Linked DNA regions of Mus musculus: all the other regions are linked to region 2. Evidence: chromatin loops called from intact Hi-C (ENCODE). Cell type or tissue: heart. All regions are shown on one strand.

What was found. Peaks named below come from ENCODE experiments on the same cell type or tissue, not always from the same donor. Only the 100,000 strongest peaks of a DNase experiment are listed, where the experiment ranks them.
Region 1: a loop joins it to region 2, with 2.2 times the contacts of the local background. A loop is called at or near these places in 5 of 42 quality-filtered maps.
Region 3: a loop joins it to region 2, with 4 times the contacts of the local background. A loop is called at or near these places in 2 of 42 quality-filtered maps.
Region 4: it touches region 2 in a loop (6-fold over the local background); 15 of 42 quality-filtered maps call a loop at or near these places.
Region 5: a loop joins it to region 2, with 3 times the contacts of the local background. A loop is called at or near these places in 6 of 42 quality-filtered maps.
Region 6: a loop joins it to region 2, with 5 times the contacts of the local background. A loop is called at or near these places in 10 of 42 quality-filtered maps.

What each region holds. Positions count from the first base shown.
Region 1 is chr6:47,591,354-47,596,353 of GRCm38, reverse strand. It overlaps Ezh2 (enhancer of zeste 2 polycomb repressive complex 2 subunit), which reads left to right and starts at 1,324. Exons shown (of 20, transcript NM_007971.2): 1 at 1,324-1,460. F830010H11Rik (RIKEN cDNA F830010H11 gene) reads right to left here and starts at 1,145. Exons shown (of 1, transcript NR_168258.1): 1 at 1-1,145. In heart, a CTCF peak has its summit at 1,998; DNase peaks (open chromatin) are centred at 1,253 and 1,993; H3K4me3 peaks cover 3,639 bases; H3K27ac peaks cover 2,559 bases.
Region 2 is chr6:47,648,496-47,653,495 of GRCm38, reverse strand. Gm40371 (a long non-coding RNA gene) reads left to right here and starts at 2,176. Exons shown (of 3, transcript XR_003956297.1): 1 at 2,176-2,238; 2 at 3,661-4,377. It also overlaps a transcript of Gm40369 not described here. In heart, a CTCF peak has its summit at 2,273 (motif pointing right); DNase peaks (open chromatin) are centred at 415, 2,295, 2,605 and 3,785; H3K4me3 peaks cover 1,380 bases; H3K27ac peaks cover 745 bases; H3K27me3 peaks cover 1,406 bases.
Region 3 is chr6:47,188,708-47,193,707 of GRCm38, reverse strand. Cntnap2 (contactin associated protein-like 2) reads right to left here. Exons shown (of 24, transcript NM_001004357.2): 21 at 629-722. It overlaps Gm35280 (a long non-coding RNA gene), which reads left to right. Exons shown (of 8, transcript XR_001785456.2): 8 at 1,064-2,324. Among named protein-coding and RNA genes, the nearest start is that of Gm35565, 36 kb to the left of the region's middle. In heart, a CTCF peak has its summit at 2,252 (motif pointing left); no DNase peak of the experiment used is centred here; H3K4me3 peaks cover 915 bases; H3K27ac peaks cover 494 bases.
Region 4 is chr6:47,312,469-47,317,468 of GRCm38, reverse strand. No RefSeq gene overlaps it. Among named protein-coding and RNA genes, the nearest start is that of Gm35280, 58 kb to the right of the region's middle. In heart, a CTCF peak has its summit at 2,801 (motif pointing left); no DNase peak of the experiment used is centred here; H3K4me3 peaks cover 452 bases.
Region 5 is chr6:47,559,665-47,564,664 of GRCm38, reverse strand. The region is part of intron 3 of Ezh2 (enhancer of zeste 2 polycomb repressive complex 2 subunit); the gene reads left to right. Among named protein-coding and RNA genes, the nearest start is that of Ezh2, 33 kb to the left of the region's middle. In heart, a CTCF peak has its summit at 3,065; no DNase peak of the experiment used is centred here.
Region 6 is chr6:47,394,226-47,399,225 of GRCm38, reverse strand. No RefSeq gene overlaps it. Among named protein-coding and RNA genes, the nearest start is that of Cul1, 58 kb to the left of the region's middle. In heart, a CTCF peak has its summit at 3,080; no DNase peak of the experiment used is centred here.

The DNA.
Region 1 (5,000 bases), 57 kb after region 2:
CTAGTTCTTGAGTCTACAAGCCTGGGTGTCTTTGGCTGAAGGAAGCCAGAAGATGTGTGCTCTAATGCCAGTGAAGGATTATGTATATATTCCTTCTTTCTATATATTCTGAAAATCTATATACATATTCATTCTCAGTTCTCTATCCATTCTATCAGTGAAGGAATGAATACATTCATTTATTCATTCATTCATTCAACCTGTTCCTCTAGAGAACCACGACCAATACAGATACATAACTTCCAGAGTGTTACAAATTCTCAGTCTGAACTCTTCACTATTGAACCTGTTTTCACAGGTCTGTGGGATTTTGCCATTCAGATGCATCTTATTAAAAGTAAATTTGAAATACCATTATTCACCTCATTGCCAGATAACTGAACAGGGAGTGGGGGTTGGGCTGCGTACTGTATAAGCAGCTCATTTCTATTCCTCGGGGAGAAAGGTTGACTCCCAAGATGCCATTGACAAATGTTGCAAACTCCTTACACTTTGCTGAGAAAACATGGGGTGAGCTATTTGCTCTCAAAAGTTGTTAATAAACAACTTGAAACCTTGATAAGTGCTAAGAACCATAAACGCAGCTTGGAAGGCCTTTCAGAGAAATCTGGTCGCCTTTTCTTCCGTCGTCAGGGGATTAGGCACCAGTTTTGCTAGCCAAAGCCTCCAAGGTGCCGAAAGGAACCGCACTAACTTTATCTGCCTACTGGTGCTCTCCGTGAGGAGCGAGGGCCGCCCCGCATTGAATCCCCTGTGGGGCCGGTCACACGCCTTCCTTTCAGTGGCGCCAACAAAAGTGTTGGACCCCGGGCCCAGTATGGCACGCCGGAGAAGAGGGCGGTTAAGACCGTTACCAACCCGAGTTTTGAACTATTTCAAACTTGGCTCAGGCGCCCGCCCGTCTCCTCCCCTCCCCCTCCCGAGAACCACTCAGCGCCCATTCCCGCCAAGAGCTGGCCCGCCCCCCGGCCGGTTCCCGCCATCCCGACCTCCCCGCCTCCTGCCCATAGCGGGCTTCGGGTCCCGCCAAGTGCCCGGCCTCCGCCTGCCTGTCCATGGCTTTCCTGAGAGGTACCGCACGTTGGCAAAAGAACAAAGACAGCGACTGTGGTGCTTCCACCCAGCAAGCCGCGTTCCTCAGAGCGAGCCCTGTCACTCGCGCACGCGCTGGTGAGCCTCGCGCTCCCAGGGCTGGAGCTCGCTCCGAAGGCTCCCAGCCCGTTCGGCCCTCTGATTGGACGGGCGCCCTCTCGCATCCTCCAATCGGAGAGGCGCTTGATAGTGCTGGGGGGGCCAAATAAAAGCGATGGCGATTGGGTTGCTGCGTTTGGCGCTCGGTCCGGTCGCGTCCGACACCCAGTGGGACATCGAAGGCAGTGGAGTCCCGGCGGCGGCGGTGGCGGTGGCGGCGGGTTGGGGGCGACGCGCGGGAGAGGCGCGGGCTGGCGCGCGGGACGAAGGTAGTCCGCGCCGTCGGCCGCCGGTGGTCGGCAGTCAGGGATCTGGAACGCGCCCCGGGGCGGCGGCGGCGGCGGCGGCGATCGCGGGACCTCCGCGCGGGTGCCTGGCCAGTCTTCGGCATCGCCCAAGCGGGTCTCACTCGAGCGCCGCTTTTGTAGGCGCGGAGGGAGGGCTAGGGGACAGCTTTCTGAGCGGTCGTGAGGTGTGTGGCGGTCCCCGCGGTCCCACGAGTGAACTGTGGATTCCGGCAGACGCGGGCGGGCGGGGGCCGGGAGTGGGGGCTTCTGTCCCGGAGCCTGGTCCCGCCTGGCCGGGGCTGGGGGCGTTCCTGTGGCCGATCGGGGCCGGCAGCGCTGAGCCTCAAGTCTTCTTTGTGTGGCTGGGAGGCGGGAGCGCCCGGGTAGGACGGGACTTACACACAAGTTGGTGGGACCGAGTCGAGAGTCTGCACTCAGACAAAGGACAGACTGTGTCTCGGAAGGGGAGGGGAGGACGCGACACTCGGGGCTCCCGCCGCGCGGGTGGGGGCGTGGGGAGGCGCGACGCGAGCGCGAGTGGGCAGGGCTCGTCCTTGCCTGGCCCTGCTGGGGGCGACCGGCTAACGCCGGGCCTTGCTAAGGCGGGACTGCGTGCACAATGTGGGAACTCCCTTAGCCCTGCGGCTGACATTTCCCCGAGAGCCGGGAGTCTCCCACTGCCTCGGGCTGCTAGTGTCCTCGACTGGCTTTGTGCTAAGTTCGATGGAAGAGTCCAGCTGTGTTTCCTTCTCTCACTTCATTATACAGCCCCCCTTGCACGCACCAGATCGTATGCTTCAGGGCTACTTTTTGAAAATGGGAGAAATTGAGAAAGCACGGGCTTTCGGAAAACTTGGTGAATGTCTTGTGAGTTCTACTTTCTAAAGGACCAAAACCTGAAAGAAAAACAAAATCTGTTTTGGCCAACTTGTGTGCTTTTGAGAATGGTGACAGGTGCTAACGAAATCAACTGTCATTTACTCAGTGATTATTCCCCAAATCTCCAGGGGTAGGTTGTTAAAGACTAGATGATCGAAATAAAATACCCACGAGAAATGTGGGTTTACGCTGTAGAATTGACAGTTTCTTTTTAGTGGGTCACGTTTCCCGTGAACAATAGCTTTGGTGAGTCAGAAAAGGCATTTGTTGCCTAAGAAATTCGAGTGTATTCTTGTCACAATTCAAAGAAACTTACTTTGCTTATTAACAGGATCTGTAGAATCTAAATTCATCTGAAGTAAAAATTTGTCTTTGATATTTAAAATACCGTACAACAACGCTACAACGCCTTTTCAGTTTCAGGAAAGTCGTTATCAGTTTAATTCTATGGGTTTTTAATGGCACATAAAACATTTGAAAAATACTAATGCTGTCACAGTTGAATGTAGTTTATATTTTTGGCGATTTAAAAATGTATTTTCAATTACTTTTTATTAATGAATATTAGCAGTGAATTCATATTCAGGAATAAAAGTCAATTTTACTTAGAAGAATGTGGAAATATTTAGGTTATATTTAATTTCCTGTTCTTGTATTCTCAAGTTGGAAACGGATTGGATTCTGGTCTTAAACGAAAAGAATCCTGCCTTTTCTCTTTGGAGAGGTGTACTAGAGAATGAAAATTGCATTAGGAAAACTTAGGAAAATTGCATCCTATATTCTAATTTTGATGGGTTTTGAATATATTTCTTAAAAAAAAAAACAAAAAAAAACCAAAAGAACAGACTCTTGTTGCACTGTTTCATCTAATGAAGACCTAAAGTACATCTGCTAATTTACGGTTTCATATGAATGGAGACAAAGAAATGCAGTGTCAAATTTCTGTTGTTTCTGATTTGCAGGAGCATCGTAGAATAGACATTCCAGGTGCAGCTCTAAATGTTGAGATTGTAGCATAAGGTTTATGTTTACATTAAAATCCTATTGATAATCTCATTCATTATGAGGTGAGCTAGTTGTATAGAATTTTGGTAGAAAATTAGTTTAGAATTTAACAATTCAGTTTTGCCTGAATATGTGATTTTTTCCTGTAGTTGACATTTGCTGTTTTGTACTTGCCACATATATTTCCTTAACTCTCTGAAGAATTGGTTGAAAATATTGCCTTATGTTTCGGTAGAAATGAGAAATGTTTAAGAAGTCTAAATAGGGATAGAAAAAGCCACTTGTTGACATGTGTAGCTAGAAGTGTTCTTTTTGGTACTGATATTCTTTTGCATGGATACATGTGATTATTTTTGTGTTGGCTATGTAAAGGTTTTAGTCAGATTTTCCAAATCACACCAAAATTCATTTGCTTTAGGTTGTCCTTTATCCTTTGAAGTCATATGCTCAAGAAGTTTAGATTTATTTTATTACTAGCCTTTAAATAATAATGAAGAAAGTTGATTTGCCTTAAAAAAACGAACAAAGGAAAATTTCTCTGCTGATAAAATGATTTATGGGCTATAGAAATGGTTTATAGATTAGCTTTGAAGTCTTTATGTCAGTGTAGATGGTGAATTTTTCAGTACATTCCATAGTAGTTATAGGTTGGTAGAATCTTTACGGTGGAACATGGGTAGAAAGGAACAATTCATTAAATTCAGAGAAAGGTCCATCAGAGTATGTGCTTTATTTTAGAGATGTTGTCCCAGAAGTCTCAGACACTCACAGAGTTTTGTTCATACTTATATTATTGCATGTATCAAATTGTTCACTTGTTTATGCTTCACACTGTCTAAGTGTTGTGGGACAAAGTTTCTGTCCTATTTTTGATTGGTTGCCTAACACTTAGGTTGGTAGTTTCCAGAGAATAGTTAATAACCAAGTGATTTAAGGAAATTGGAAAGATACAGTGAAATAAATTGACAGAGAAATTTGGAAAACAGTGAGATATAAATAAAACTGCTTACTATGAAACCCAAGTTTGATTCCTGGAACCTGGTACAGGGGAAGAGAGAACCGACTCCCCAAAAAAGCTATCTTATGTGTTCATGCATGGGTTCACATATTCTTCCTCAATAATAAAGAAAATTGGCAAAGCAGACAGGCTAGGTCTTCCTCCCTCACTTGCTATGTAACTCAGATTAGTCTTGAATTTACTATGTAGCCCAGACAGGCCTTAAATTTGAGGCAGTCCTATCCTACCTCACTTGGCTTTTGAGTGCTAGGATAGGCCACTATACCTGCCTGCCTTCTTTCCTTCCTTCCTTCCTTCCTTCCTTCCTTCCTTCCTTCCTTCCTTCCTTCCTTTCTTTCTTTCTTTCTTTCTTTCTTTCTTTCTTTCTTTCTTTTCAATTTTTTATTAGATATTTTCTTCATTTACATTTCAAATGCTAGCCCAAACTTACTTTCTTTTTTTGAGACTAGGTCTTTATTTGTAGCTGTGGCTGACCTGGATTTGAGGTCCTCCTGTTTAGTCTTTTGAGTGCTAGTTTTATAAATGTGTACCACCAGGTTCTGCTTTTCTTTTTTTCTTTTTTGAAGTAGATCTTGCTGTGTTGTTCATAACTGTCTCAAACTATTAGTTTTTCATGATAT
Region 2 (5,000 bases):
GGGCCTACTCGCCACTTTTCTCTAAGGGAATAAAGTTTCAGTTATTGGGGAAGGGGAGGCACTCCCTTTGACCGAGAGAGGGTTGCTGAATCCTGCAAAATGCAAAGAGTAAAGGGGAGAGGGGGAAAGCACACACAAACACACACAGACACCACACACACACACACACACACACACACACACACACTGAGTGTAGAAAGCGGGAAACTCAAACAGCTTCACACATACACATAAGTTCAGACATTCACACAGACAGACAGACAGACAGACAGACAGACAGACAGACATATCAGATGGATGGAGCAAGCTCCAATAAGCAGGCTCCAACCGTTTTACCCACACCCACATCTCCATATCCACATCTCCACATGTGCACATTTGGTGGATGGAAACGTGCTGGCGCCAAGAACATTGTTTGCTTGTTTGTTTGTTTGTTTGTTTGTTTGTTTTTTCTCTCAGCCTTTTTATACCACCCAAGACAGCACTCTCTGTGTGTAAGAAGATTACCTGGTAGCCACAGGTCACATATTCTCTAAAAGCCATCACCCCAGAAACATATTCTTCCAAAACCAGATTAAAATCATCCCACAAAAGGAAACTACACCAGGAGCCTTGATGACATAATTTTGTTTTGACATTCACGCCTAAGAAACTTTTCCCATCCTTCTTTCTCTCCACTAGATGGACTTAACTCTTGTCTTAACTGATGAACAAAGTTTAAGGCAATGGAGCCTAGGTTAGCAAGTGTTTTTTCTGTGCTTGACTGGTGACACTTTGTATTTAGCGGGAGACCGATCATCATCTGTTGTGCACCTTTCGTTTCGTTTCGTTTTGTTTCGTTTTGAAGTCGTGTTGTTCAGGTAATCTGGGCAATCGCCTACCCTCTATTCTGACACTCGTAATAGAGCGATTTGCTGTTTATTCCTAGCCGTGTGTCTCTTCGAGGTGCACACCGAGCACTTATGGCCACAGGCTTAGATCACAAGATCCAGGAAGTCAGGCCCAACGTTGAACGGATGCTCTCTGTGAGCATGAACTTGTCCCAGGCCTAATTTTCTTGCTCCTACGAGTACATTTTTTGAAGGCACGGAAGCTCATGTGCTCCTTCTCTCAACGATGCAGCTCTCTTGCTGTTCTATGAGGAAGGGGAACATTCTAGTCTTGATCCCGAAGTAGACTTTCTGTCGACTACCCTCAGTCTCCCCAAACCCCCGCCCCCCATGATTTAAATCCAACTCATTTCCCGAAAGGACTTAGACCAAACAGGAATTACAACTGATCATGAATTCATCTCAACAGCATTATCTCAAGAGGATTCCTCCTCAGGTCGATCCGCAAGCCTCTGGCCCATCAGAGCAGGGGTGGGGTGGGGTGGGGTGGGGTGGGGTGGGGTGGGGTGGGGGCATCACCCAGGAGGGCAATCACAGGAGGTTGCAGGCAGTGAGTGTCTTGCCTTGCCCAATCCCAGCACGCCAGGGCCATGAGGGATCTAGCAAAGAGAGGCAGGAGAAGGCAGACCCCTCAGGAGTAAGAAGCCATGCTGGGCCAAAGGTCCTGGGGCCCCCGCTTCTCCAGGGTACACCCAGCAGAGCAGAGCACAAGCTTGGGCCGGTGGACCGCTGGGGCGATTCCAGGAGGCTCACTTGCCCACTGCAGTTCTTCCTGCGAGGCTAACACGGGCAGTCCCAGTCCGCGTGGGCGTGGGGTCCCGAGTGTGGGGAACTGTGTGGGTCCAAGTGGAGGGCCTGGCTCCTGGCCCCGGAGACTTGGCTGTGGTCAGGGTGGTCTCGTGGCCCAAGGCCCAGGCCTTCCAGAAAGGGAAGAAAGAAAAGCAGAGCTGTGGGTGTTGGAGGAGCACCAGGTTGGAGCACGGGGTGCTCCCGCTGAGCCTCCGGCTCGCTTTAGGAGTGGAGAACTGTCAGCGAGGCCTGGAGGTCCGGGAGGGCGGAGGAGGGCCGGTGTAGACGAAGGGCCATCGAGCGAGCGTTGGGAGTTTGCGGTTTTGCTGTTGCTGTCGTGGGTCAGTCGCCCGCGTGGAAGGGCCAGGGTCGCTTGCTGCTTTTTCTGAGCGTTCCCGGAGAGAGTTATGTGCGAAGTGGGGTCTGGACGGCGACAGGACAAGAAGAGCAAGAGGAGCATCAAGCAAGCAGCAAGAGGAGTAGAGACGGTCGCTCGAGGCTGGAGGCTGGATGCACAGCGAGCGGGCTTCAGGAGTCCTGGGCGCGGTTGTAGCCCCCAGTGGGTGGTCCGGGGCGCGGAGTGTCAGTTCCCATGCCGACCACTAGGGGTCGGGCGCGCTCCGGAGTCTCGGGCGAGGGAGGCAGTTTGTTTGCAGGGGTGTGGGCGTCCTCGGGAGTGGTGTTGTTGTTGTTGCTGCTGCTGCTGCTGTTGCTGCTGCTGCTGTTGCTGCTGCTGTTGTTGTTGTTGTTGTTGTTGTTGTTGTTGTTGTTTGTGCTAAGGAGGAGGCGTTGTGAGAGTGTGCGCGTTTGTGTGTGGGCTTGCGATGTGAGTGTGGTTGGTGTGAGCGCATGATAGGCGCTGGGCGCTGGGCATTGGTAGTGTGTGAGGCTTGGAGGCTGTCCCGTCGCGTGTCGTCATGGAGTGTGCGTTTGGAGTATGTGTGTGTCGCGGGGCTCGCTCGCCGGTTGTGGTGGCGCACGCCGGTAGGATTTGCTGAAGGAGGCAGAGGCAGGAGGATCACGAGTTCGAGGCCAGCCTGGGCTACACATTTTTTTTCTCCTCGGCTCCTCTCTCTTTAGGCCCGCTTCACACAAACACACACACACAACCATGCCCGCACTGCTCTCTTTTCACCCTCACTCCTCTTCACACCCTTATGCACACACCATCACCTCTTCCTTCACTCCACAACTCACAACCTACTCTCAACACCCTCACACACACACAGCACAGCAGCCCCCTCAACACTTTCTCTCTACCCTATCATCGACTTGCCTAGCCTCCAGACGCCTTGCAACCCATCTCCTGCCCTACCCTACCCTACCCTACCCTACCCCAACCAATCCCCACACCATCCTCCATTTACAACTTGGCCTCACCTAGTAGCACACAGACCTTAGCCTCACTTTTTACCTTCCTCCTTCTTTATTGCTTTTGACAAAAAAGAAAAATCAACACTCACACACACACACACACACACACACACACACACACACACACAATCGACCTTCACTTTTCAGTTGCACGATCACTACCAGGCAGGTCCCGGAAGCCTGCCTTCTCTGCCTTACCTCAAACGCTTGACACACCAACTACACCATATTGCTAGAATGGGCCATCCTCTTCACAAAAGAACATGAGCACCCAAAGTTAGCCCCAGTCTGCAGAGGCACACAGGGATTGACCTAGTTTGGAAAACCTATAGCTTTTCCTAAGCTTTCCTTACTCAGCTCAACACTCAAGAATTTCTGCTTGCTGCCTTGCTTGTTGGCTTGTCTGCTTGTTCCCCCGCTTGTTCCCGTGCTTGCTCCCCTGGTTGCTTCCTTTCTTCTTTCCTTCCTTCCTTCCTTCCTTCCTCCCTTCCTTCCTTCCTTCCTTTCTTCCTTCATTCCACGTTTGCTTGCTTGCTTGCTTGCTTGCTTGCTTAGTTTCCTTCAAGACCCAAAGGTCTTGACCTGTCTTCTCTGGTTGCATTTTCAGTTCAGCCTGTCACCAAGAAAAAGTCACTCGTTGCCAGTGCGGACATGCTCTGATAAGGAGGAGGAAGCCAGTTGTGTGTATGTCTGCTCTTCTGCAGTAGCCTTGCCTAGAGGTGATTCCCTTGGTGGGTGTTCCTATGTGGGCTCCATGGCCTGGGGGATTCAGAGCAGTGGGCAGCTTGGCGTAGGATCTGTAGGGGTGGGCATTACCCAGCCATTCATGACACACCCCCTGGCAGAGGTCCTTTCCTGCATTTGCCCCCATGAGTTTGTGTCCTGTGGGTCCAGGCATATGCCAGCCCAAAGGGACACATGTTTCAATTTCTAAGACCCAGTGAAGTTTCTTTGGGATTCCGGGTGGGGTGGAGGAAGCCTGTTCCAGCTGCTGCTTTCTCTGCTGTCCCTGCTGCTGCTGCTGCTGCTGCTGCTGCTGCTGCTGCTGCTGCTGCTGATGGTGATGGTGATGGTGATGCTATGCTGATGCTGATGGTGATGGATGTGGGGTGTGGTGGGGATGGGTGAATAGATGAGTGGGTGGACAAATGATGTGTTGATAGAAGGAACAAAGGAGGAGGAGGAGGAGCAGAAAGAGGACGAGGAGGACGAGGAGGAGGAGGAAAAGGAGAAGGAGGAAGAGGAGGAAGATGAGGCCTGTGGAGAAGAGAGACCAGGGTCCTAAGGCCAGTCTGTAGAGGGCCCGAGGTCTTTGGGCTTCCAGGTGAGCACTTGGGAATCCTGGAACCTTAAGCACCTACACAGGGTTGTCTCTTCCTGGGCAGGGATGCGTGCCTGTCCTCTGCCCAGAAGGCTCCAGATGGATGTAGTTCCTAGCCCGGTGGGTGGCCTGTGCAATCTGAAGGGCCTCCCACACTTGAATCACACACACACACACACACACACACACACACACACACACACACACATTGACTCTCATGTTCATCTCAGGCTCTCCCTCCCAAGACCTTTATCTTGAGCACTGTTTCTCGGGCTCAAGAACCCGTCCTTCTACATGGAGATGTCACATGGACTGGCCAAATGGAACAGAACCTAGGTGACTTCTGTGCCATGTTATTTAGGTATAGGGCCGAGACATACCTGACTCCTTGGGACTTGTATGTCCATCTCAATCGTTCTCCCTAGTCCAGTGGTTCTCAACAACCTTCCTAATGCTGTGACCTTTCCATCGAGCCCCTGGTGTTGTGGTGACCACAGACCCTAAAACTATTTAGTGTCTATTTCTTTAGTGTAAGTTTGCCACTGTTCGATCGGTCATGCACATCTATATCCTGGTTTTCCATTGGCCTTTGGTGGCCCCAGTGAAAGGGTCCTTCCACCCACAGG
Region 3 (5,000 bases), 460 kb after region 2:
ACAAGTGATCTCTTATCCCTTTAAGATGTGAGCTGTGCTTCCTGCTGACACTGACGTCTACTCAGGACATGTTGGCTTCATGTGAAACACTAAAAATATTCATGGGCACCCGCCTTTTATTCTGGGTGACTATTTCTTACATGAGAGGGAAAGACAAGGGTAGTTATAAATTCAGCCCTCTACCTGATGACCTTCTAATCTGCAAATGACATTGGATGAGTTTCTTGGGAGTGACTCACAGGCATAGGCATAGGCAGAGGCCTTTCATAAACCAAAGAACAAATTTTACATTTTACATTTCACTGGCTTTTCTTTATACTATATACCATGTAATGCTAGTTCCATTTCAGGCACTGCCTGAGATACCCTCTGTCCTAGTCAAAATTCCCATCAAAGCTGTGATTAGCAGCCTCAATGTATCGCATGAGCAATACCCCAAAGAGGATCTTATAATACTCCTGTGAGACACCGTCAACAACCACATAGGTTTCCTTGTACAAAGATGCTCAGGGTTGACCTTACTGAGAGAGAGCTATAGTTTAAGAATGCAAATTCACACTACCTGGTGTGACTTGTGTCAGGGGCATTCATAGCTCTTGCACTCACACCTGAAGAACCAAAGGCTTACCTATAACTTTTCCAAGGAAGAGCGACTTGGGAGAATTGAAGAGCGTATCAGAGGAGCTGGGTAGATGGTAACCCACAGCAGGATAATGGTCGAGCTGTAGGAAGAGCACGAGACACAGTATTAGCATGTCACCATCCCAGGAGTGATGAGGTCCCTCTTTGAACCCTGGTTTCTGGAAACTACATCAACAGCACAGGATTTAAAGTCCACCCTGAGGAAAAGGAAGGCCGTCTCTGCCTTTGAAAACAGTTTGATGAGTGCAGACCCTTCCCGAGCTGAGTGATTTGCTGGCTGGATTAGGGTCCACACTCATTTCCATAGAGTAAAACCTGCCTGATTGGATCTCCAGTGCTGTCCTCTGAGCTAGACAGTGCTGTCTATGTAATTATGGTTTTAAAGGGATTCTCTCACTGAACGGATGCTGTCTGCTTACAGAGGAATGCTGACCCTCGGATGCTCTCCACCCCCACCGCATGCTGCAGCTCAATATGGCCGACTTGCGTTTCACAAGGAAATGAATTTTTCTGCTATAATTAGCATCTCTAGAGGCTGAGAGTCGGAGTGGGGATCGCAGTGGTTAATGGCACATGTCCTCTGGCAGAATTTGTTCTTCCCAAGTGGAAGAGAGGAAAGTCCTCAAAAGTGACTTGGAACAATGCATGTTTCTGGCCACATTTCCCAGGTACACGTGCAAACAGTGGTGTCACAGCTTCATAGACCATGATGAATCCCTGTGTGCCCACATGACATCTTCTTCTGTCCTATCTTTTAAAGACAATTATGGTCTCCTTGTGCTTCCTCAGCTGTAAGCTCTTAGAACTTTCTAGGGTTCTGTGACTCTCTCTCTCTCTCTCTCTCTCTCTCTCTAACTCTTCTCTGATACATTACATCCTGCTTCCCTTCAGAAAACAGCAGGCCTTTCAGAGATATCAATGGAACACGGCACAACAAGTTACGATAAGGTTAGACACAAACCCTCTTATCAAGGCTGGACAGGCAACCCAGTAGGAGGGATGGAGAGAAAATACGGAAAGAGATTCTGGAATTGTGTGTGCGTGCGTGCGTGCGTGCGTGCGTGCGTGTGAATGTGTAAAATAAGTGCAGAGAAACTCCCTGGAATCTACCAAGTATGACCCCAGAGACGACTCCTAGTAATGAGGGATACTGAGCCTGACACACTCTTTTTTTGGAAGAACCTTCCATTCCAGCTCAGGGTCGTGGGACAGGGGGGTCATATGTCAGGTTCAGCCTCCCCGAGCGCATGGGAACCTCGGACTTGTCTGAAGAGTGCACTGCACTGGAAACTGGTACGCTCCATTCACAATTGGGCACCACGGACATTCCTTATTACTGTTTGTCTGGAACCTTCCCTGTAACTTAGATTATGGAACAGTCAGGGATAAGTGTTAAAGAGTCTACATATTTCCGGAAATTTTGAGAATCTGACCTTTAGGGAAATGGCACTGTTAATTTTTTTTGTACATTGAAAAAGTGTACTAAAATATATCACTAACAAACACTCTATTCAGAGAAACTTTTGCCCGTTTTAAGCTAGAAATGCCTTGGGATCGAGCTACTTAATTTCTGCAGCTAAGTTTCAGCGGGCAGTTTTGGCGCCCTCTGATGGCATACATGGGTAACTGCAACACTTCCTTGTTAAACCCATTAACTGCTTCATTTTTTTAAAGCCAGGATTAAAAAAAAAATTAAAAATTCTCTTAATTTAATATACACAGAGTGGATTTCACTCAATTTTTCTTATAACATATTTTTCTAATGCTTTAAAAATGGATAAAACAATACATATCCATCACAGGAAAATAATAATGTAAACATTCTATAAAAATAGCATATGGTGATAATGATAATTATATTTTTTCATTTATTCAGAAATGAGTAGAAACCAACTAATAGTATTTTATTTTATGTGTATGGGTGTTTTGCCTGCATGCATGTCTGTGTGCCATGTGCATTTAGTGCCCACAGAGGTGGGAAGAGGGCATCAGATACACTAGGGATGAAGTCAGAGGATTGTGAGCTGTCATGTGGGTCCTGGGAATTGAACCTGGGTCCTCTGAAAAACCAGCCAGTGCTCTTGGTCACTGAGCCATCTCTCCAGTCCTGCCCTGCCTTCCTTTAACTTCACAGTGTATTGTAAAACTTTTTCTCTGTCTATAATAAATTTATAATTGAATCACTTGTCAGTTTCTGGATAATTATCATTCAGTTTTTGGATATATAACACAACATACCAATGTTTATATGCATGCTCTATAGAGCAAGTAAGTCCAGCCTTTAAAAATATCAAATTTTAGTGTTTAGGGTCTGGGGAGATGGTTCAATAAGACATTTACCACACAAGCATGAGGGTTTTCAGTGGCATGTAAAAGCCAGGCGTTTAATGCCTGTCTGTAACCCTAGCACCAGTGACAGAGATAGGAAGATCCGATCCCTGAAGGTCTCTGACCAGCCAGTCTAGTCAACCAGGCAGCTCCAGGTTCAGGAAGAGACCTAGTGTGGACGGGCCTGCTGCTGGTCTTGTGAGCCAATCACCTAACGAATAAAGCCAATCACTGGGCGAGTAGGTGGGACTTCTGGGTTGGAGAGAGGCAGAGAGGAAGCAGGAGCGAGTTAGGGCCCTTTTGGAACCGGACAGCGGAGGGGTAAGATGTAGCTGCTAGAGTTTCCCTGTGTCATGGCAGAATCAGTTTTTAATAAGGCTTACAAGATTAGGTTTTAGTGGTTGCACCCAGAGATTGAGTTACCATAGTTTCTGAGCTAAGTTTGTGTTGTGTTTTCCTTTAGGCAGCGGCTCAGCTGGATTCAAGAGAGAGAGGTACAGCGGCAAAGCATGGGTTTGCCAGATGTGCACCACAAAGGCTGTGGAGGGGTTTGAAGCATGAGGTTGGCATGATAGCGACCTGACAGTGGGAACCTAGCAAGCTGAATGGAGACGTTTCAGGAGCTCCAGGCCAGAGAGACTCCACGAGATGAAATAGGTCGGCCTTTTACCGCCAGTGCATGGCCAGCCAGGCACAACCGCGGGAGCGAGCCGGCTCTATTTTTTAGATACTTCCTTCAATAGAGACCCTGCCTTAAAAAAAAAAAAAAAAAGGATGGCGAGTGATGGAGGAACCTATGTCAATTTTTGGTGTTTGGCCTCCACACAGAGAAAGAGAACAAAATATGTGCACAAAGGGTCTATACCATTCCCAGAACCTGATAGGTGCTCAGAACAATCATGTTGACGTTTGGCAGTGATCCTCTCAAAGTCATGGTCGTGGAAGTGAAGTTAGTACTAAGATACCTTCTGAATGCACACCATGGAACCCCCTCTTCTTCTCAGCTGTTTCTAAGGGTTCAGCCTAGATGGACTTGGCTTTCATGAGAGTCATTTTATAGTACTTGTACTGAGCTCAAGGCTAAACAAAACCCTGCATTTATCATCAATATCTATGAAGCCAGTAGCTTGGATAAAGGTGCTAAGATTCACATTTTTTTAAAAATGAAATTTTATTCCCTCTGCTTTGAAACAATAATGGTTTCCTCAAAAGTTGATTTAATCAACTAATGGTGACCTAGCTAGGCAGTGGTTCTCAGCCTCTGGGTCATGACCTCTTTGGAGTGGCTTATCAGATATTCTGTATACCAGATATGTACCTTATGATTCATAACAGTAGTAGGATTACAGTTAGGAAGTAGCAACAAGAAAACTTAGTGGTCAGGGGTCACCACAAGATAAGGAGCTGCATTAAAGTGTTGCAAAATTAGGAAGGTTGAGAACTACATAACTAAAGTATACTACAACTATATCTAGTTTTAATTCATTAATAAAGCAATAATTAAAAAAAAATAGCCAGGCATGGTGGCTTATACCTGGAGTCCTAGAATCTGAAGCAGAGGATTGCTGTGAGTTTGAGATCAGCTTAGGATACATGGTGAGTTCAAGACCAGCCTGGATTACAGTGTGAGCGTCTTAAAAGAAAAGCAAACAGCAATAGCTACAACAAAAGGGACAGCCATCCCAGGGCAATACCAGATCATTCCAGTCCACATTATCTACTCTGTTAGGGAGTGGTTTACAGCAGGCAAAATGTGGCAAATGTGACATTTCACAGTCATGGAGGAAGGTAGGAGGGAATTCTTCAATGAAGACCAGCGGAAGGCATGCTGGGAGAGAAGAGAACTCTTCCCACTTCTCCCCACCAGGGGTGAGAATCCCTCTACTTCATACTCCTGCTTTCTCCCCTCACTGCCCTCTCACCCTCCTCCCTGCTCCATGACTGGGAAGGAAGCTGGCGGTAGAAGGGCTGGCACAGAGCTGGTGAAGAGGTGTTGCTGTGGCAGCTCAGAAGGGAAGTGGCGGCTCTTA
Region 4 (5,000 bases), 340 kb after region 2:
GCAGTTAGCTGGAGGAAGTTTTTGCAGAAACAGGAAGTTTAACAGAAGCTAAGTTAGCTAAGGAGCTCCTGACCTTTGGTTCCTAGAATAGAGCTGAGTTGTTTTCTATGGGATTCTCCATCAAAAAGATCAGATTCTACTTAAGCCTGAAATGGCCTCAGCAAGAAAACAAGATGGAGGAACCACTCACTACACTGCATTGCCCCATCACATGGTGGTTCAAACTTAAGTCCTCATGCGTGCTAGGCAACTGCTTTATCCACAGAGTTCTCTGCAGCACTCAGGAAAATAGTTGGATCCTATCTTTAAAGGGCTGATGGGTTGAATTCTGGGAAGAGGGGCAACTGGTAGTCATATCTTGAAATTGTTGGAGACCGAGTTCGAGGAGACCATGGTGACCATTCTGAGAAAAGAGCCTTACTCATAACGTGCATAGGAGAGTCAAGTTGAGTGGGAGAAGCAAAGATGGCAGCGCACAAGCCTGGCCTTAAGTTTGTAATAATACTGCAAGATAGAATTGGCATTTGCTGTTGTTAAAGGCCAAGTGATGAATACTTTAGACATTGTGGGTGCATTCTCAACACTCAACTGTGAAAAAGAGAACAAATCAGAAAATGGGTGAAGAGCATGAGACTGGAGCATCAAGAGGAGGTTGGGGGACACTTGGGAGGCAACAGAACATGTGAGATGAAAGGGGAAGGGGCAGAAAGCAGGAGTAAGGAGATGGGGGTGGTAGTAGAAAGGGGATTCTGTCTGAATTGAGCATGAATGGACAGTTGTCTGTTATTACTTTCTCAATACTGCTTTTTACATAGCATTTACCTTGTGTTAGATAATAACAATAAAGGAAAATGGGCAAAGGGTATACACAGATATTTCACTGAAATAGATGCAAATAAATGCCTAGAGAACATGTTTGATATCACCAGCTGAAGCATTATATCAACTAGAAAGAGAGTTTATATACACGTGTCATAATGGCCAAAATAGTAACAACAGACACCCCAACCAACCAACAACCAACCGAACAGACAAACATGGTGGTGAGGACATGGAAAAAGAGACACTCTCAAACATTCCTCAAAGTAACATAAATGTCATACTTTCTCTGGAAAACACTGGCAACTCCCTATAAAACTAAACACGTGTTTACCATATGGTCACAAGTAATGCACTCTTGCTCTTTTTTCCCCCCAAGATAAAATGAAACTTATTTTTACACACACACACACACACACACACACATACACACACACACACACACACACACAAAACTTTATGTGAATTTTTAAAGCAGATTTAACTGTACTTGTCCCAAACTGCAAACAACACATAAATCTCTTATTGCATGTATAGCTAAACATACTATGATGCATACATTGTGTGGAATACTACTTAGCAATAAAAATGAGTAATCTAGTGATATATACAATTCAGATGGATCTCAAAAGGATTATTCTGAATAAGACCCACCCAGTCCCAGATGGTACCTCCCAGGTTGCTTCCATTGATAAAACCTTGAAAAGGTAAAATTACAGTTTGGACACTAATGATCCTCACGATTCCCAGAGGCCAAGGGCAAAGAGGAAGGTCACAGTGGCTGTAAAAGATTCATTGGAATGTTCTGTATCCTGGTTGAGGCAGTGGTCCCAGAGATCTACACATGTGATAAAGTTGCAGAAATTAAATATACACAAGCAAAGGAGTGCTAGGAAAACTGGTGAACTCTGCATGACTCGGATGCCAATTTCCTGGTTGTGATATGTGCTATAGCGCCTAAAGATGATGCTGAGTGTGTACAGTGAAGGGCAGATGGAGTCTATTAAATCTCACAACTGCATGTGAACAGCTAGTTATTTCCAAAGATTTGGAAATGTTCCACAGTAACCCATGATTAAACACAGAAACAAAAGTCAGACTCAACCCCCCTGGCTTCAGAGCAAATTCCTTTGTTTTGATAAAGGTTATAAACCAAAGTCAAACCAAAACAAACTAAATCAAAGTCAGATATGATGCTAAATGTAAATTCAGATTACAGAGAGATGCTTGTCCAAGCTGTGAGGTCCAAGCTTCCATGATGGGAGAGGAAGAGGGCCGAGGGAAGCTGGGAGCTTGAAGAGCTTGTGAGGAACTGTGGGCAGGTAAGTTATCCTTTATTTCCCAGCTGGAACACAGGCTGTTAGGCATGCATCTGCTGACACAGACACGGACACGGACACGGACACGGACACGGACACGGACACGGACACAGATATAGGCGCACACACCAGTACCAAGGCTTGCAGACCTCAGGCCTTAGACAGGTTAGAGGTGTACACAGCTGGCCAAAGGCAGAGGCAGGATCCCGACTCAGGTTTCCATGCAGGCACTGATCTGTAGCTGATCCAGGCTGACTAGCAGCCATCGAGTGGCAAAGGTTTGAGTCAAGGATAAACTCTGGGGTGGCTAGAGCATAAGAGTCAATACAAGCTGGAGATGTTATAAAAGCACATTTCCTCCGGGGAGAGACTCAGCGAAAACCATGGAGAGAACATTTGTTTCTTTTTTTCTATGAATCCCTATGGGTCCCACTTTTTATTAAACTCTAGCAGATGTAGATGAAATAAAAGGGTTTTTGTTTGTTTGTTTGTTTTTAATCTTATCACATTTCCTCTTTGGACTTAAGTCACAGACACTTTCTAAATTACATACGGAGCAAGTATTTGATTTTGAACACATTTAAAAAATACGTTCTTGGGTTTTTGTTTTTTTGGATCCCTATTCGTTCCTCAGACTGTAGGAATCTGCCATCTAGTGGCTCAATACTGAAATTGTTTTGTCCTTCCTATTCTATGTTGGAAGAGAATTTCACATGGATTTTTTGTTTGTTTAAAATCTGAAATTTATCAGCATGGCAAAAATAAAGGAAATCTTCTCTATTAAAATTGAAGCCTTGAACAGGACTCCTATCTGCCCTCAGACATAGGTTGTTGGAGAATTTACAACAGTATAAAAACAAATTTCTAGATGTCATTTGCCTCTAATGATGTGACTGTCCAAGTTTCAGTTAGAGCATTTAAATAACTGTAAGACTAAACGGAGTGGCAAAACAGCTAGTGTCTAGTACTTCCAACCACGGACAGGCTCATTATATACCCTCAATTTTAAGTGCCTTAGATCATGTAGATAAGGTAGGAAAGTGGGCTCTCACCATTTTGCCACACACTTGTGTCAGCTGTCACTCTTTTGGACCTGATTCACTTCACTTCGCATGTATGAGCTTTATTTTCTTGTATGTATGTCTGTGCACTACTTGTGTGCAGTGCCTGAGAGGCCAGAAGAGGGTGTTAACTCCCTAGAACTGGAGTTATGAATGGTTGTGAGCCTCCGCTAGGAACCGATCCTAGATCTTCTGTGAGAACACACGCTCTTAAGCATTAACACATCTCTCCAGGCCCTGAAACTCTCACGTTGTAAAAGTGGCATCCTCGGTTCTCAGATCGGAATCCGAGAGATTTGCATTCCTGCTTCATTATCTGCCTTCCTGGTTTTGTTCCTGTCTTCTGCTCCTCGGTTGTTTGTGTATAGTCACATCATTTTCCTTCATTCGCATGAGTATATTAAATATATTTTCTCTCCTGCCTGTACATGTATGTATGTCCTGCCTGCCTGTATGTATGTAAACCCATGTAAGTGACAGTTCTTGACTTTTTGTCTTTCTACTTTCAGTGATATTTAATGATGTCAAATATTTCAACATTGAAACTAAATTATCTGTATTTCCCCATGAAAGGGGGAGGGGGAGTAATTTTTATGCTTCCAACTTAAGAAAAAAAAAACAAAGTTTTTTTTTGACTGTTAACCCATAGTTAAGAGCATCATAAAAACACAACAAAGCAAATACCTCATGATTACACTTCTTTGCATTTTAAAAATGGCCCCTGTATTGGCTAGTTTTGTGTCAACTTGACACAGCTGGAGTTATCACAGAGAAAGGAGCTTCAGTTGAGGAAATACCTCCATGAGATCCAGCTGTAAGGCATTTTCTCAATTAGTGATCAAGGGGGAAAGGCCCCTTGTGGGTGGGGCCATCTCTGGGCTGGTAGTCTTGGGTTCTATAAGAGAGCAGGCTGAGAAAGCCAGGGGAGGCAAGCCAGTAAAGAACATCCCTCCATGGCCTCTGCAACAGCTCCTGCTTCCTGACCTGCTTGAGTTCCAGTCCTGACTTCCTTTGGTGATGAACAGCAGTATGGAAGTGTAAGCCAAATAAATCCTTTCCCCCCCCAACTGCTTCTTGGTCATGATGTTTGTGCAGGAATAGAAACCCTGACTAAGACAGCCCCAACTTGAAACTGTTGGTGCAACAGTGGATGTATTTGTTCTGACCTATGGTAATGCTATACAGATTCCCTCAGAAAAACTGACTGATGTGGCCCAGCTCCCTATGCTACACTGTGCATAGGGTAAGCGTCATCCTAAAGGATCAATTGAAGACCCTATCACAAGCACACGGGGGAGCATGGAGTGGCCACTGCAGGGCAGTGCCTCAGTCTGGGGTGAAGGGAGGAAAGCACTCAGGTTGCAGCTGGCAAAGGGCTATGTCCTCACTGGCACTTTCCCAGAGCTCACAAAGAATGCTCCAGCCGATCAATAAGCCTGCAATACTCAGGCCACAGTAAAAGGGAGGCAGCCAGAAGGTGCCTTAATGGAACAAAGTAGATGTATTCAACAGGAAGCAAGGGCTCCAGGGGGCAGGCAAAGACTTCAAAAGATGCTATCCTATCATCTTGAGTCTGCTACTGTTCCCCCATCAGTTGGGATGAACAGAAGCACTAAATGTTGGGCCTGATGTGGTATCACCTTCCGTGGTACCGCATCAGGCTGAGAGGAGGGTCAGAATTGACTTGGGCGTGATTGGATTTGCTTCTCTGCAGTAATAATTTTAGACACATGGGACTGTCTTCAGCAATGTGTGGAGCTGTTTTGGAGAGGGTGAGATTTGGGGGAAGCTGGGTCATTGC
Region 5 (5,000 bases), 89 kb after region 2:
AGCATACTCTTGAGAATCTGAGGGTTCAATGTTCTCAGCTTCAATAGGGTCCTCCTACATATCTGCATATCAAGTATAGGATCCTATTCTTTACCAGTAATGCCCTTAATTTTAACACCCTCTGAGGCTGGGACCTGAATTTTATTTGTAATTTATTCAGTCTTATTTATAATGGGGGCTTTGGTTTGATTTTCTGTAACTTGAGCTCTATGGCTGCTAGAGAGAAGATCTCTTCCAGGGCATACTTAGAAACCTTTGTTGTCAGTGGTTCTCAATCTTCTTAAAACTGCGGCTCTTAATATACTTCCTCATGTTGTGCTAAACCATAACTATAAAATTATTGCATTGCTACTTCATAAGTGTAATTGTGCTGCTGTTATGAATTGTAATGTAAATATCTGATATGTATCTGATATGTGATTCCCCAAAGGAGTTACGACCCACAGGTTGAAAGCCACTGCTTTAGACTAAACCTACAGTTGGTCAGTTTTATTTTTATTGCTGAGTTCATTGGTGAGTTCACTAAATTCTGAGATGATAGAAGTTGATTAATTTTATCGTGAAGCTCATTCTTTCCCATTGTCAGTTTATCTAGTGATGCTAAGGTCAACTGACCAGTGTCATCCTTTTCCTTATTTTTCCACAAATTGTCCAAAGTTTTATATACAGAGTCACCAAATCCATTGCCTCTCACATTTGGTGAATCAGGATAATCAAATGTATTTGTCTCCTTAATTTGTAAAATAGTACACATAATGGGCTTTCATCATTCAGGACTCTCTGAGCTTACATGAAAGGCTTCAGTAACTAGTATTGACAAAGTGAGATGCCTATTTTAGAAAGATACTTAGTTTCATCCTTATATTTTTGTTGCTCTAGAACCACTTCTAGTACCAAAATCTGTCAGAGTTCTCTAGAACTCGATGGATGGATGGATGGATGGATGGATGGATGGATGGATGGATGGTTCCATCCATCCAGGAGATTTATTAGAATGTTTTACAGGCTGTGGTCCAGCTATTCCAACAATGGCTATTTACAAATGGAAGGTACAAGAATCTAGAAGTTGTTAAGTCATTGAAGCCTGATGTTTTAGCTGGTCATTAGTGTATGCCTGAATCCCGAAGAAGTATGCTCTAATGCCAGTGAAGGACTCAAGATCCAGGGCAAGCAGGCAGAGAACAAGTTCCCTTCTTCCATGTCCTTTATATAGGCTTCCAGCAGAAGATGTTTATTTAGATTAAAGGTAGATCTTCCTTCTCAAAAGATTTGGGTAAAGATGTATCTGTCTTCACACCCTGAAGGTCAGGGTGAGAAGTGGGTCTTCTCACTTGAAATGATTTAATAAAGAAAAAAATCTCTCACAGGCATACCTAGCCCTTTGGGTTTTAGTTAATTCTACATGTAGTGAAGTTTACAACTAAGATTAGATTAGGCATCACACTAGTCCTCCTGAAAAGCTACATATAATCTCATTACTCAGGAAGCCAAGGCAGTAGGATTGTTGTAAGATTGAAGCCAGTCTGGTCTCAATAGAAAATTCCCTGCCAGCCAGGGCTACACAGAGAGACTCTACCTCAAAGCAAAATAACAACAAAAATACTCCCCTCCCTCAGCATGCATACACAGACACAGACACAGACACAGACACAGACACAGACACACACACACACACACACACACACACACACACACACACACACACACAGAAATGCTTGTACATTTCTGCTAGGAAGAAGTGTGAAAGTGATATTAGATGAAAGTGAAATCCAAGATAATAGCCTTTTGTTACAAGGGAGACTCCAGTATGTAATGGTTTTTTGACATAAATGTGTAATATCAAAAATGGAAGCAGTTTACAATCTGGAATAGATTTATTCCTAGTTTATTCCCTAGGTTTCATTAAATACTTGCGTGAAGATGTTAGGCCCATTCTTGTTTTTATTTCTGACCCTCTTGTGAGAGACACTTTTTCTCAAGAGTGTCCCCTTCAGTCTTCTTCCTCTGCCCTTCAAACTGGTTATGAAACCATGTTTGCTGTTGAGCTTCCTCAATACATGCTGCTTAACTCATTCCTTTTTTTTTCCTTCTTGCTTCACCAAAAAGCGGTCTTGAATTTAAGTATGTATATTGCCCTTACCATAAGGCCTAGCTAATTAAAAACTTGGATTTTGTTCCCTTTCTTTCCTTAAGTCCTGAGGAAAAAGTAAGGTAGTCTCGGAAGTAGTCTTCAGCTTCCCTTTGAGGTTGATGACAGCTGATGTCTCCTCCTCACTCTCCCCTGGGCTGATGCTTCCCTGAGTTGACAGTAGCTGATGCCTTTCACTCACAGTCTCTTCCCGGGCTATGGCTTTCTGTTTCTTCTTTGTTCTCATATGGAGAAATAGGAAATAGGAGTATGTTTGAAAATAATGACAGTTCATGGTGTCTCAGTGTGAACTAACTGAATGAGCCAGTGAGTATTCAAGAATGTATGATCACACCACCCAGGAGCTGGTGTGATATAACTCCCGTGGACTTTTTTGAAGCTGGGTTTAACTGCCTTCATGCTAAGGATCATTCAGAGGTGGGGTGGCTGTTACTATTGTCCTTTGGGATGTCCTGCCTAAAATGGGGAATATTTACCTCATAAGGTAGTAGAGAATTTTAAAGTCAACTTTGGTAAAGTCTCTAACATGGTGCTTGGCACATAGTAGGGTGTGTTAATTTTTCTCCCTTCCCTGCAGGCCACTCACCTGCTCTCCCTGTACGATTTTCCATAGCACAGTTTTTACTTGGAACCAGTCTTCTGCCAAGAGTCTCAGTTTGGTTGTGTACTCCTACAACTACTACTTTTGACTTGGCTTCCTCTCCAGCCACACAGTCGCCTGTTGTACCAGCTGGGTGGTGTGAGTCCCCAGCCTCAGAGGAAGCTTGTTACTTTCCAGTCAGCTGTGTTTCTCTGACAGTGTGCCGTCCTTGGTAACTTGGTTTTCTTTACCACTGTTAAATTATCTGTGATCCTGAAATTGGAATTAGAATTAGAAATTTAAGTTGCTAAAGTAGGCCACCTAGAGGTATAACTGAGCGGGCAAAAATGCTCTGGTGAGGTCAACAACAGCTTTTGCACTGTTTTGAGCAATATGAGTATTTAAAGAGTTGAGAGCGAAACACGTTCAAAGGAAGTAAAGTTGCTAAGTAACTGGGAGTTTTGTATAATTTTCTGTAAGTCAACACATAGCATTCCCAACTTGTTTTACCTGCATTGGCTGTGGCATTTCAGTATCATTTCACAAGTGAGGACGGTATGGTTGTAGCATGGCTAGAGACTGTGTGGGGTAGGATCCAGAGGTGCTGCAGAGAGCTCAGCTTCATTCTCCACATAGGTGTCCTCAGCTCGGAAGGAACTGAACTTTCTGCCACAAACATAGTCTGTTGACACCATAAACATATGTTTTAAGACACTGCTGAATATTGTTTTGAGGTAGAAAGGTAAAAATCCTACCTTTCACCTCAGATGCTCTTCCCCTTACAGAGCTTGCGTTTCATCCCTTGTTGACTTGTGGATGACTCAGAACTTTGAAGTGGTGGATATCAGAAATGGGGTGGAGATATTAGACTGGGGGTGTCATTTGTGCTATAGCCCGTGACTTCCTGTTTTCTGTGCTTCTGTGAGTTTCCAGCTTTCATTTAGTATATATTGATTCTGCAAATCAGTCATCCCCTTAGCTAGTGGTTGAAAAGAATATTTTCTGTCTGACTTACACATGACCTTGGATTCATATACTAACACAGGTAAGTCAGGGCTGGAGAACCAGTCTGTCCCTCTAAGCTATAAAGACAGCTTCTATGTAGAATTAATTTATTCCCACCAAATATAAAACAAAAGTTAATAACTTTTTTAAGAAATGAAAATTGTTTTATATTTAAGATTATTGGATAATATGTGATGCTTTATTGAGTAATTAAAATCATTTCATACTTAAATTTACCTAGTCAGGTTGAAGGAAAGGAAAATGTGCTAGGGATAGAGTAAGAGGAGAGTTGTTGGTGATAACCCTGTGACCTTACTGGGTGTGGTCACATTCCACATAGCAGATACTATAAGGCTCTATAGTGACTCTTCCCTGTGAGCTTCTGAGAGCAAGAACTAAAGCACAGTAAACTGAGGAAGTTCTTGGATGTTACAATTAGACTTAGTTTTTAGTCCTGCCTTCTAAGTTAACTATCTTCCTAGGAAGATTTAATTTCTGGCCTCCAGTCCCATTTGTGGATTGTGATGTTAAAGTTATGTCATAAGGTGATAACAAGAACTACTTATGATTATGAATATAAGCAGTTACTTAGCATGGTGATTGAAACACAGCATGTAATCAATAAATGTTGGTTCCTGTAGTTATTGGACTAGCAAATGGAGGGATGAGGATCTGTGAGTGAAGCCAGTTAGTAGGAAAGAGAACATTAATAAGCCATTCACACCTTATTTACTTGACTTTGAGCTTTTGGTATTGTTATTTTTCCTTTGCCTTGTTGGAAAACACCTAAGTAGACATCACTATCTTTGTTCTTTGGAACAACTTTGTCTGTCACTTTCACTTCTGTTAGGAAGGAGTCATCTTTGTGTGCAGTGTGCACTGTGATGGTCAGAGTACCCGAGCAGCTATGTAGAACTGAAGGCTTATAGTATCTGCTATGTGGAATGTGACCACACATGAGGGACACATGAGTACACATGTAGGCTTATGTGGCCTGTGTGCGAGTAATCTCACCTCATCCAGTCCCAGTCTTGCTGACTTGGAAACACCCTACATAAATCTCAGACACTGACTCTGTATATCGTGTGTACATATGTGACTGCCATGAGTTCAATTTATTTTGTTCTATTTTTATTAAAGATCATCAGTACATATCTGAGGTATTTTTGAGACAGCCATGGAGGCTTGACATTTGAGAATAGAACTCTTAAGAAAAGCTGGATTCCTCATCAGGATAGAAAGCAATGTGGTTATCAGGGCACGAAT
Region 6 (5,000 bases), 250 kb after region 2:
GTATGAGTATGTCAAGAAGAAACAATGCATTTTACACTTGGCTCAGAGGAAGCCATGTCCCTTAAGGTACCTTAATCTATGAAAAAAAAAGTTTCATTTGTTTTTATTCTACATGTGCAAGTGTTTTGTCTGCACACATATATCTATACTATGTGTGTGCCTGGTGCCTATGGAGTCTAGTAAAGGACGTTGAGTTCCTGGGTACTGGAGTTGTGGCTGGCTATGAGCCACTATATGGTTGCTGGGAGCTGAACCTGGGTCCTCTGAAAGAAGAGCAAATGCTCTTAACCACTGAGCAATCTCTCCAATCCCTGGTGACTTTTTTTTTTAATGACAAGAATTTAATTTAAATACTATCTATTTATATATAAAATGTTATGTTAAATGAAACATGAAATGTGTTTAAATGATTCCCTTGGACTCTTGCAAATATGAGATGCCAGGCGTGGTATCAAGGTGACTGACAGCTGTGGTTTGTGTGCTTGGAGTGTGAATCCCGAGGGTCTTTGTGTTGAGGTTTAATCCCTGTAGTAAGGTATTAAGAGGGCAGAAACTTAATGCAACTATGGTGTTTAGAGATGGGGCTTCTTGGGGGTAATTGATTAGATATGTCACCAGGGAGGAGATGCTATGATTGAATCTGGTAGCTTTGTAAGAAGAGGGAGAAAGACCATAGGACACATTTGTGGTCTTCCCATGTCTTGCCAATGAGATGTTATGTACATCTCTGCCAGAAGAAAGCCATTGCCATATGTAGCCTTATTCAACCTTCATTTTCAGAATTATGAGCTATAATGATCTTTTATTTTCTGGGATAGAGAGTTGGTTCAGTTGTTAAGAGAGCCCTTGTTGCTCTTGAGGAGGACCCAGGTTTGATTACCAGCACTCACATGTGGGCTATTTTGTAACTTCAGTTCCAGGAGATCTGATGCACTATTCTGTCTCTTTGGCTAGCAGGCAGGCATGTGATACACAGACGTTCATGAAGGCAAAACACTCATATGCATAAAAAAGTAAATCTAAAAACAACAATAACAACCAACCTAAAACACCCCCAAACAAAACAAAAAGCCCAGATAAATTTCTCTTGATAAAGTATTCTGCTTCTAGTATTTTCTTACAGTTATGGTACAGGATTAAGGCTCTGATTCATCTCAGTTTTAGCACTGAAAGCCTTGTGCTTAGGGCTCTAAACCACAAAGGAATTCTGCTGTCAAAATTCCACACTGGTCCTCTTGGGTTGCCATCTGCACACTGAATTAATCCTACACTAGCCTAAAAACTGAGTATTCAACTGGAGCAGAAGCTGATGTGTCTTGAGTGTCATTTGAAGAAATCTGTGATGCAATGAATATGACAATTGACTAAAAACGTCAACATTGAACTAATCCCAAATTGTTATGTATGAGAAAGGAGAAAATGAAGGAAGGAAACAGTACAAAAAAAAAAATGGGAGGAAGCACTTTGGAGGGCTGGACTCGCTGGCTGACATTTCTTCTGGAAAAATGCTTGTGTGTTTGTAAAAGACTTACAGTAAGGTCAGTGTGCAACCAAACCCAGCACAGAGACATGTGACCTTCTGATGTCCCACCCCTCCCTGCCCCAGATGACTCCCTACATGCCCTTTAAGGGGCTATTCTAGTTACATATTCTCCTGTATAGCATTTTAATCTTTCTATATGCCATGCCCTTTAGTGACTTTTTCTTAAATGACTTTTAATGAAAAATTTCAATCATACATAAAAGTTGAGAGAATATTACAGAGAACACTGATGTGCTCACCGCCTAGACTGGATAGGGAGGAGTTTCCAATCCTTGTTTAATTCCGTATCATTTGTCTCTCTGTCTTCTATATTTATATTTTGTATACCTACTGAAGCAAATTGCTTAGGCTCTAAACACTGGAGCCCCGCCCCCCCGGGTTAAAATTTAGAGACAATAAAATGTAAGTGATCTTAACTATATTTTTCCAACTAATTCTAACAGAAACCCCATGCCTGTGACTCGAGTTCTCATCAAGTCCTTGAATGTCACCACACTCTCAAAAGGCCCTCATGCCTCCCAACTTTTAAATACTATGCAGAAAGTTTTTCTGGACATAATTGTCTGTGTCTTCTGTGGGTGAGTTTCCATTTCTCTGGGGTGAATGAGGAGAATCAAAGAGGCTTTGTAAGCAGAGGCTCATAGGATGGTGGCATCACCACAGCTCACATAGTCTTCCCCCTCCTGTGTCTTGTTATTTTCTCCCTTTTTCTCCGTTTTCTTCCCTCCCTTGTCTTTCTTTTGTGAGCTATTTATGTCTGTTCTCTTCTGGCAGGGCATGAGGTTTTCTTAGCATTGTCTCACTCTCCAACACTCCTTGTGAGAGGCAGAATGAGAAGTCCTTGGTTCTGGGATGACATTCCAGATGTGAGGCAAGCTACTGTGTTCCTCAGTCATGGCACCGGCACCCAGTGGGTTGGAAGACATCCCTCCGGAGTTCCCTTTTTGTTCTATTATTCTGTGACATTCTGTGACCCATGCCCTTCTTTGAGAAGACACAAATCTGCCAGGAAACTAAGAGACGAGGAGGGCAGGAGATGGTGACCTTAGGATGGAAACGGAGAGGGCAAAACAGAAAGAGAAATGAACAAATGAACTTCTGTCCAGTTGTTTGGCCAGCCACACAGTGCTGGCATCTTCCTAGAGTGGGCCAGTTCCACCATGGCTCTGGTTCTCTCCTCATGGTCTCATGATCAGACTTCCCACATGGCCTAGGCTTATCCCCTGCTGCTGATAACATTTACAGTGTGAAATCACTCCATATTATTTTCGGTCTCCACTTTATGTGTGTGCAATGCTTCTCACGTCTTTTAAGATAAGAAGAAGAAATCTCAAGAGGCCTCTTGTTGCTCAAGGATGTCTATGCTTTTAATAAGGACTTTATGGATACCACCTTCTCTTTCCAATGGGATCCAGAAGGAGAGTAATGATAAGAGCGTTAGGTCCAAGAAGTGAGAACACATCTGAGCCAACACCATTCAAAATGTTGTCCAGAACCAAAACTTAAAAGCCAACCAGAACCTGGTCCCATAGCGCCCCCTGGCATACCTAATTGCAACTGTACCATTTATCTTGCCATCTCTAACGTGTTTTGATGTATTCACAATGCACTCATATTTCACAACGAATTAATTGTAGTTCAAAAGGAGCAGAGTTAGGCTTTCCACTCAGGATCTAAGCAATCATATAAGTGATTATTTTGTGTCTCTACTATACCAATTATGCTTATTGGATTCTAGCTAATTAAGTTATTTAACTCAAAGATAAGGGAATTGTAACAGACTCCAAAGATGGTTTGGGCTCTAGCTTTTAAATGACTGCCTCTCTGAGGTTGGAGTGTTTAGTTCCCTATGCTATGTGAGTAGATTGGCTCTCTTGAGTTGAATAAGCTGTTAAGCCATTCTGAGACTGTCAGCTCTAATTAGACTCTGGAGTGTGAGTTGCTGTGACTTTAAGACCACGAGGCATGCACCTGTGGAAGCTGAGCCACACAGATGCTTTGAAGAGAGACCCTGCCACAGCTGGATGGTATGCACCTCTTAAATCTGTCATCCAAAACTCCTCTGCCATTGAGGGAGGGAAGACCCTACACTACATTTAATGTTTAACTCCTTAGAAGAAAGGCTTTGGTAGACACAGCAAGAAAGCAGATCCCAAACTTGCCAGCTGCAGCAATGGTGAGATTCAAGACTCAATAATTTAGATCAAAGTCAAACCTGTAAATCTTGTGAGGAGAGAAAGGGGAAGCTAGGCAAATGTCTTGGGTTGAGACCAAGATGGAGTGAGTTGTGGAAGTGGATTAAAAAGTTAACAAGTGACTAAAGAGATGGCTCAGCCATTAAGAGCACTCACTGATCTTCCAGAGGACAGGGGCTGAGACTCAGTTTGCATATGGCAGCATACAATAGTCTGTAACTCCAGTTTCTGGTTGATCCAATGCCCTCTACTAGTTGTTCAGGGCACTGAACATATGTGGCGGTGTGAAAATATTCACGCAAGCAAAACAGCTACACCTATAATTTTTTAATCTCAAAAATAAAATAAAATAAAATAAAATGGAAAAGCTAACAGCAACTACCCATGTGGGGTTTCCATTCAAGCCTGTGTGTATAGTAACCACTCCTCCCAACAAACCCACTCATGTTAGTGTCCTCACCTCCTTGACAATTTTGAGAAGTCCATTCAGAAATATAGTTGAAAGGGGGCTCTTTTAGTTTATTGAAATGATAGGCTCTTAGGTTTTAAAGATGGTAGTTTCCTCTGACTGGCAGCAATTTCCATAGAGGAGTAGGAGTGGAAGCCCTCTGCCTTTTCAGTAGCTGGAGGCAGCTATATTCGTCCTGAATGCCACAGTATCTGCTATAGTCTGTTCTTTGAGCTGCTCAACTCCAACTAGTTCTCCGAGGAAGTTTGCAGGATTCGGGTTGGTGGTATTTGTAACTGATCTTAAGGTTACTTCTGGGAGTCTCCTTCCTTCTGTACTATTCATGCTGGATTTCTTCCCCTTGGTTAGCATTCCTGTTGACCTGTGAGGCTTCACTAATTCAGTAATTTGATTCCCCACTCACCTGAAAAATACAAGCTTCTAGATACTTTGATCTTAGTCCATGTCCATTCATTTAGAAAATGGCATGGGAGTATTGGGGTATACTAGTGTGTTTTCTGACTGCCAGACATAGGCCACATATATTTAGCACCAGACCTACCTACTTACTTCCTACTGATAGTTAAAGACAGTTTTCCCTTACAATGAAGTTCACTGCTTTCCTTATCTGCTGGTCTCTTAGTGAGAGTCACTGGAGGCAGCTATGGCGTAGAGCTTCAGGGAGACCCTCTAGCTGTGTCTTTAGCTAGAAGGTGCTTCCACCTCTGAAATAGGAACTGTACATTGATATTTGTGGAGAAGGAAGCACACACTTCCCTGCTGTGTGACTGGAGGTGACAGCAAGTAGATTACT